Regions from separate parts of the Mus musculus genome. Here all the other regions are linked to region 1. Evidence: chromatin loops called from intact Hi-C (ENCODE). Cell type or tissue: left cerebral cortex. All regions are shown on one strand.

What was found. Hi-C counts contacts between places; a loop is a spot of excess contacts. Peaks named below come from ENCODE experiments on the same cell type or tissue, not always from the same donor. Only the 100,000 strongest peaks of a DNase experiment are listed, where the experiment ranks them.
Region 2: it touches region 1 in a loop (2.9-fold over the local background); 6 of 42 quality-filtered maps call a loop at or near these places.
Region 3: a loop joins it to region 1, with 4 times the contacts of the local background. A loop is called at or near these places in 6 of 42 quality-filtered maps.

What each region holds. Positions count from the first base shown.
Region 1 is chr16:97,170,300-97,172,799 of GRCm38, reverse strand. Dscam (DS cell adhesion molecule) reads left to right here and starts at 2,065. Exons shown (of 33, transcript NM_031174.4): 1 at 2,065-2,500. In left cerebral cortex, a CTCF peak has its summit at 1,151; DNase peaks (open chromatin) are centred at 1,068 and 1,812; H3K4me3 peaks cover 1,267 bases; H3K27ac peaks cover 2,041 bases.
Region 2 is chr16:97,289,271-97,291,770 of GRCm38, reverse strand. No RefSeq gene overlaps it. Among named protein-coding and RNA genes, the nearest start is that of Bace2, 66 kb to the left of the region's middle. In left cerebral cortex, a CTCF peak has its summit at 1,300 (motif pointing left); no DNase peak of the experiment used is centred here; H3K27ac peaks cover 155 bases.
Region 3 is chr16:97,271,194-97,273,693 of GRCm38, reverse strand. No RefSeq gene overlaps it. Among named protein-coding and RNA genes, the nearest start is that of Bace2, 84 kb to the left of the region's middle. In left cerebral cortex, a CTCF peak has its summit at 1,212 (motif pointing right); a DNase peak (open chromatin) is centred at 1,229; H3K4me3 peaks cover 473 bases.

The sequences.
Region 1 (2,500 bases):
TTATGGGTCTATCACCTTCTGTGGGTTGTGTTCTTTTCAGTGGGTGGTCTGTTTCCCACCATTCCTCGCTGTCCTTGATGGAGATCTGGATGTAACTGGATCATTTAGTGAAGCACCCAGAGTGGGGCTTGGCATTGACTGTCCTACTCCAGAGTGGCATTGTCATGCATGTCCTACAAGCCATTTATGCCTCTGGCCCACAATGAACCAGACACTGGGGACAGCTTTCCAGTGTAGATGTGTAATCACTTGGGTATCTCCTGATACCTTGGAACTGTAATCCCTAAGGAATGGGAAAGCATTTCCCATTCCCCATCATGGCTATGCCTAGTACAGGAGCCAGGCGGAAGACAGGGAAGCAAGGCAGCAGATGTGGGCCACTTGTGTGGCCATGGGTTACTTTGTAACAGCTTGGCATCTGTGTGCAGCTGTGCCCTTCCTAACTATTCCCAACAGAGTGAGACAGTAAACAGAGAGTGACAGATACCATGGAAGAGACAGAAAAGGCTGCAAAGGAAAGGACACATTTTCTACTAGGATATTTTAAATGGTGTATTTCCTTCTTTTTGCAAAAGGAGCCCTTTATTTTTCTTTATACCAGATCCCCAAATTTATATAGCTAGCCTAGCTATATAGAACCTTAGCCACCACTGGCCATGGTAACCAGGCACTAGGCCTAGGCTGCAGAACACCGCAACCATTATAGTTAGAAGTGCTGATGATTTCATTCTGTATGCCAGGGCAGGAACACTCATGAGACGCACACGTATGCTTAGAACTGGTAAGTGGAGGTAGTGGTTTGACTCCAAGCTGTCTGCCTCAGCTTTGTCTTGAGTGCTTGGCTACCAAGCCCCAGCTGAGCCTTAAGATGGTTGGAGTACCTGAAGAATTGTGCCCTAAAAGAACAGGAATGCAGGGAGGGAAATCAGGCCCACTGCCTGCCAGGGAGCACAGCTTTGAGGAACAGGGAGTGAAGAAACACCCTTTGCATGCAAAGGCAGAGGACACTGGGGTTCGTGTGTAGCTGGCAGAGCTGGAGGCGCAGCCTGAGTGGGCGGCAGCACGTGACCACCTACAGCTGCAGAGCAATGGCAGCCAGTGCGGCGTCAGGGCTCAGCTGACCCTTCCTAACACAGGGCCTGGCCATCTTGTGCCCAGCCCTGGTAAAGCACCATTTTATTTCTGCCTCAACATTTGCTTTTCTGGGCTATTCTGTGAGCCGTTTTAGGGGTGCCTAATCTGTAAGTGCACATGTAGTTCAGGCAGAAGATGCCTGATAGTCTGCGAAACTATCTCCATTTCCCATGAAATGGTCCTCTCTTGCCTTCCCTCAAAGCTTTCCCAGTCCATAGTCCTGGCCGTGTGCATTCAATGTTAGACTTTAAATCAGGGCACATTCTGACTCTGTGGGTCATTATTTTGTAAAGTGCCAGATACGGATATGTGCTTTTTGAAGGGCCTTTGTTGAAATAGTATCATTACTTCAAGATCTTTCTGGAGACCCATTTAGGCCATGGTCTGCTGTGCCAAGAAAGGGGTTGCATGTTGGGACTCAATACGCACTATCAGCTATTTTAATCAGTTTTTATACACCACTCAGAGACCAAAATTAGAATCGCTCATGTTTGCACCCTAGTATGTATTAAAGATAATTAAAAATCAGCCAGTGAAGTCAGAGAGCTCTTCCCAGGAGCCGCGAGGACTCCAAGGCAGCATTTCCCTCTAGGCAGATGGACTAGACTTTTCAGGGAGTCAATACGGACTCCGAATCCTGCTGCACATCGCATCAAAACTGCTAACGCCTCGCGGTCACCTCTGCCTAGCTGGCACCCTTCCGGAGTGGTCAGCCCCCGGCCGCATCTCATTAACAACCTGCAAGAACAGAGCTACACACGATGGGCTGTGTGGGGACGCGTCTCTGAGCCTCTGAGCCTCTGAGCCCTGGGTCCCGCCGACTGCGTGATCCGCCGCACTCCTCTGCTGCTGCTTTAAGACTGCAGAGCGCCCCAGCGGCCAGAGCAGGGGAGGGGTCCCCGCTCGCCTCCGCGCGCGGCCCGCCGGGCTCAGGCAGGGAAGGGCAGCACAGGGGACCCGGCGCCCGAGGCCGCCGCAGCAGGATGAGCCTGGCCGCGCGCCTGCTGCCTGGCTGCGGAGGGTGAGGCCGGCGCCCGGGAGGCCGCCGCCTGGCCGCGCTGCGCATCGGGGGGCGCCCGGCATGAGCTCGCGCCCGCGGCTGCGGCTGTGCGCCCGCGCCTGGCTGCCCGCGGCCCGCTGAGCCGAGCCGAGCGCACGGCGCACCTGGGCTGTGTCCGCGGCGCGGGGCGCGGCGCCCGGGAGCAGGTGTGCGGGGGCGCAGCAAGCGGGGAGCGCGGCTGGGCGGCTGGGCGGCCCCCGGGCAGGTGGCGGGCAGCAAGCGGAGCCGGGCCGGGCGCGGCGGAGCGCAGCGCAGCGCGGGGGGCGAGGCCGGCGCGTGGCTCGCTCGCTGGCTCGCTGGCTCGCG
Region 2 (2,500 bases), 120 kb before region 1:
GTTCCATCCATGCTTTTCCTATGGATAACAAGATTTAATTATTTTTGATAGCTGAATAGTACTCCACCATCTATATCCCATATTTTCTTTGTTTACCCACTGACTTTAACTGAGATAATTCCATCACATGGCTTTTATGAACAGTGCAGCAATAAACATGCATGCACGCATATCTATGACATGCATACATCTTCAGAAGTATTCTGACTGGACCATATGGTATTCTATTATTTTTAGTTTTCCGGGGAACTTCCACAATGAGTCTCACAGTGGGTGCACTAATGAACTTTAGGAGGCAGTGTGTCAGGTCCTTCTGCCCACATTTTTCCTTCATAGCCACTTTGACTTGGGTGAGGCAGACTCTCGTGTGGCTTTGGTGTGTGATTCTTTTCTCGATGAGGCCGAGGACATTTCTCCTTGTTCTTGCCTGCTGTGTGTGGGTCTTTGGGAGCATTCTCTTCAGGTTGTTGTCCATTTTCACAAGATTACAGGGTTTGCTACATGGTCTGAGCTCTTTTTGTTTTCCAGATATCTACTTCAGGAGACTGACTGAGGGTCCCTCCAAGTCTGTAGACCGTTGCTTGGCTGCTTCTTCTGCTCTGCCTAAGCTTTTTTTTTTTAAATAATTTTATTATTTTAATGTGTTGGGGGTACCTCATGTGTGTCAATGCACCATGTACATGAAGTGATCATGGAATCCAGAAGAGGGTAATGAAGAGGCTTTGTTTCCTGAGCTAGGGGACTTCTGTGCAGCGGTAAATCAGCACCTGTAACAGTGTCTCTCACAGTCCCTCTTGTGATTGCAGGTATTCCGGTTTTACAGAGATATCTTTGATCCGTTTGGAGTTGGGTTTTATACAGGTTGAGTAATGGGAACATAGCTTCAGTCTTTAAATGGAGCAGAGCTGGAGGTAACACAGCACCGAATTTAAAGACACAGGGACAAAGCCACCATGTTACCAACATAAATACAGAAAGTCACATGGAATAGACTAGAGGACCCAGATGTAAACCCATGCCCTCTCATCCAGAATACTCTTAGGCATCAAAAACACACAGAATCAAAAACAGTTTCCTGAGGTGGCTGGAAGCTGGCTCAGTGGTTAAGAACACTGCTGTGTTTTGTTGGTTTTTTTTTTTTTTCAGATTTGGTTCCCAGCACCCATGTCTGGAGGCTCACAGTTGCCTGAGACTCCATCTCTAGATGATCTGACTCTTTCCTCTGACCCCTCTAGGCAACACCCTCCATATACATAAATATAAATAAAATAATCTTAAATACAACAAGACAACTAGAGACCTCTGGTGGGAGATAGGGAGATGTCACCCAAGACTGAGCCTTGCGTTCTTTGAATGGCATCTCAGGAAAGGACACTATGCAAACTGTTCACACAGAGATGGTGCCCTGAGCACCCCCAGTGTATGTGTGCTTAATACAACCCTGCAGACCTGCAGACTGTACCCTGCAATGTCACCTGGGCTATAAGTTCTCATTGTTTTTCAAAATGTATTAAGGTTGTTGCTGAGAAAGGACAGAGAACTAGAGAGTGGGAGAGGTGCTTCTTGAATGTGTGTGTGTGTGTATGTGTGTGTGTGTGTGAGTGTGTGTGTATGTATGTGTGTGTGTGTGCACATTTCCCAGGCTTCCCTTTGTCAGATGTGTCTCTTTGCAAAAGTGGGTTACTATCAGCTGAGATCTACTTGTTCCTTCAAAGGTACAACAAAGCCCTACGAGCAATGCCCTCACCTACTCTGAGAGCAGACAGGGGCTCATCTCTAGCATGGAGGCTCTAATCCTGCTCTCTCAGTCTCTATCTGTGTTCCTCAGCCTTCCCTGGACTGAGCCTCCCCCTATAGGTAGCCACAGTCCCACTGACCAGTGTCCCTGTACTCATAGTCAGCCCCAGTAAGAGCATGCTCTCATTTTTGAGCCCTCCAGGGAGGTTGTTACCTTAGTTATTTTTTCTATTGCTGTGATAAAACACTATGACCAAGGCAAGGTATAGAAGAAAGAGTTTATTTGGGTTTATGGTTCTAAATGGTTAGTATCTGTGATGGTAGAGTGAAGATACATGGGCAGGAGCAGGAAGCTGAGAACTCACATCTAGAACTGCAAGCATCTGTGTTTGCTCCAGGAGGCCTTGGTCCCCCGCATCCCATAGGCAGGTCTGTGCCGGGCTACCTCAGAGCACTATTCAGACTGACCTGGACCAAGGTCATCATGGTGCATGAGTGTTTGAACTATGAATCTTCAGAATTCTCAGTGGCTCCCTGTCTCTTGCTCACCTCTGCAGATAGGGAAGACGATACAACTGTGGCAACTTTAATGAGATTCACCCCACAGTTTTAGGTACTTGAATACTCAGTCCCCAGCTAGGGCTGCTGTTCTGAGAGGTTTAGGAGGAGGTGTGGCTTTACCTGAGGAAGTTTGTCACTGAAGGCTATGACAAGGAAGTGAGACATGGTGCTCCACTTGATGGCTCGGCTCAGTGGGGATCTC
Region 3 (2,500 bases), 100 kb before region 1:
CAGAGGACCTGAGTTCAAATCCCCAGCACCCATGGAAATTATGGCAATTTTTTAAAGTCCAGCACATAAAATGTGAAAACAGAGAATCGTTGGAGTAATCCTGGCTAGCTAGACCAACTCTGGGCATGAGTGGAAAAACTGCCTCAAAATAAAATGTGATGAAGGGCATTGTTTGCTCTTGCAGAGGATCCGAGTTTGATTCCCAACACCTACATCAGGACGTTCACAGCACCTACGTCAGGAGTTCACAGCTACCTGTAACTCCAGCTCCAGGAGATCTGATGCCTGGGGCCTCCACTGGCATTGCAGGCATGTGCTCAACCCCCATACACACATACTCATAACTAAAAATAAAATATGTCTTAAACAAAAAGTGAAGAGTGATTGAGGAAGACACCTGATGCGCTCATGATGTGCATACACAGGTGCATGTGCACACATATGCACCTGTGCCCATATACACATGTTCCTGCACATATGTGAACATGTATGCTGTACACACTGCACCTATAAAATAGAATACAATTAAAACAAAAAAGAAAAGTCAAATTTTATAAATGGAGACAGGATTTGATCAGTGCCCACTGTAGCCCTGAGCAGGGACATCACACTGTAACATGCTATTAAAAAGGAAGGAAGGAAAAAAAAAAAAACAAAAAAAAACAAAAGAAAAAAAAAACGATTTAAAGAGCCGAGCAGGGTGGCGCACGCCTTTAATCCCAGCACTTGGGAGGCAGAGGCAGGCGGATTTCTGAGTTCGAGGCCAGCCTGGTCTACAAAGTGAGTTCCAGGACAGCCAGGGCTACACAGAGAAACCCTGTCTCGAAAAAACAAAAAAGGGGGGTGGGGAGAGAGGGAGGGAGGGAGGGAGGGAGGGAGGGAGGGAGAGAGAGAGAGAGAGAGAGAGAGAGAGAGAGAGAGAGAGAGAGAGAGAGAGAGAGAGAGAGAGAGAAACTTGAAGAGGAATTCCTGCAGTCAACATCACAGAATACTATCCACCCACCCACCTTACAATTCCCTGTTCTGTGTATATTTCAGAACCACAGAGATTTAGATGCCATGTGAAAGAGAGGAACCAGATGTGAAATATCCTGGCAGAGAGGGCTGTCTGGGCCACCTTTTGCTTTCGATAAGAGAGGAAATAGGGTGGACTATGAAGGATCAGGAAGCCGCTGATGGCCAGGTGTACCCTGCATTTCAGGAAACAACCAGCAGGTGGCGGAGAAGCATGGCTCCCTCCTGTGTCTGCAGAGAAGAGCAGAGCTGCGCAGCTGCAGGGGCTGCAGAGCTGTGCAGGGGAGCCTGGCTCGGGAGCCCAAGCAAGAAATGACCCGTGGGAGCTCCCGTCTTTCTTCTGTGCTCTTGAAGCCAACTTGTCCTGAACGCTGGCTTTCTGCCAAACCTCGTTCAGCTACGTGCAAGTGCACTCCTGGACTACGGGGGTTCCTAAGCCTCTCCCACCTTCCAGCTGACCTGTTTATTCCAGAACAGGTTCTTTCTGCTCACTTCCCTGATATGCAGAGTCCATCTTCCTTCTACCTTCATTAAAAATTCAAAATCAAACATTATAAAATAATGCCACTGCCTTCGGGAGGGTGCCTGCTGTGGCTTTTCTATTTATTTATTTTTCTTTCCTTTACACCTGATTTGTGAGATTGTTATAAAAAGGGCTCTGAGCCAGACCAACGACATCAAATAAATGCTAGCATGGGTAATCAAAATGCCTGAGTTCCCGAGGCACCCAGAGGTGCTGTCCTAGTTAGGGGTCTGTTAGGCACTCTTCAGGACGTTGTCACCCATGCTGGACAGCAGAACAATTGGCTGTGTTGTTACATCCTCAGATTGTCTCTAATTTTGTACATTCTGGGATTGCCCTGTCAGAAAGGATTCAGTCATTGTGCTTTGTTAGGGGCACGAGATGACACCAATATGATTTCCAACCCTAGTCTCACCTCTCCCTGCAAGTCTGCCCTACCCCTTCCTGTCACCTAATTAGCATGTACCCGCTCGAGAGGGGTTGGCGCCAGACTCGGGCTTACACCTGCGCTGATGTTGTTTATGATTATGACAACGGCACACCGGAAACCGGCGCCATCTTAGAGTTGGCTTCCTACGTGTGTGTGTGTGTGTGTGTGTGTGTGTGTGTGTGTGTGTGTGTAGGATAGTAGAACTTAGAACATTGCATGTACTAGGCAAGTGCTCTACCACCAAGCCACACCCTACTGGCCAGTGTTTGTCTCTCTCTGTCTGGCTTGCTGTCGTCTTTCATCTGATTGCACAAATTGCAACATTTCCTTTTTCTTATGGATGGGACTATTCCATCAGTGTAATACATAAAGTACATTTCATGTTTTCTCTTTTATTTCATATGTGTATGCATATATGTATAAGTGTGTGTAAGTGTGTATGCATATGTCTGTGTGTGTGTATGTGTGTGTATGTTTGTGTGTGTATTTGTGTGGTTGTGTGTGCATGTGTGACCCGTGGTACATATGTGAAA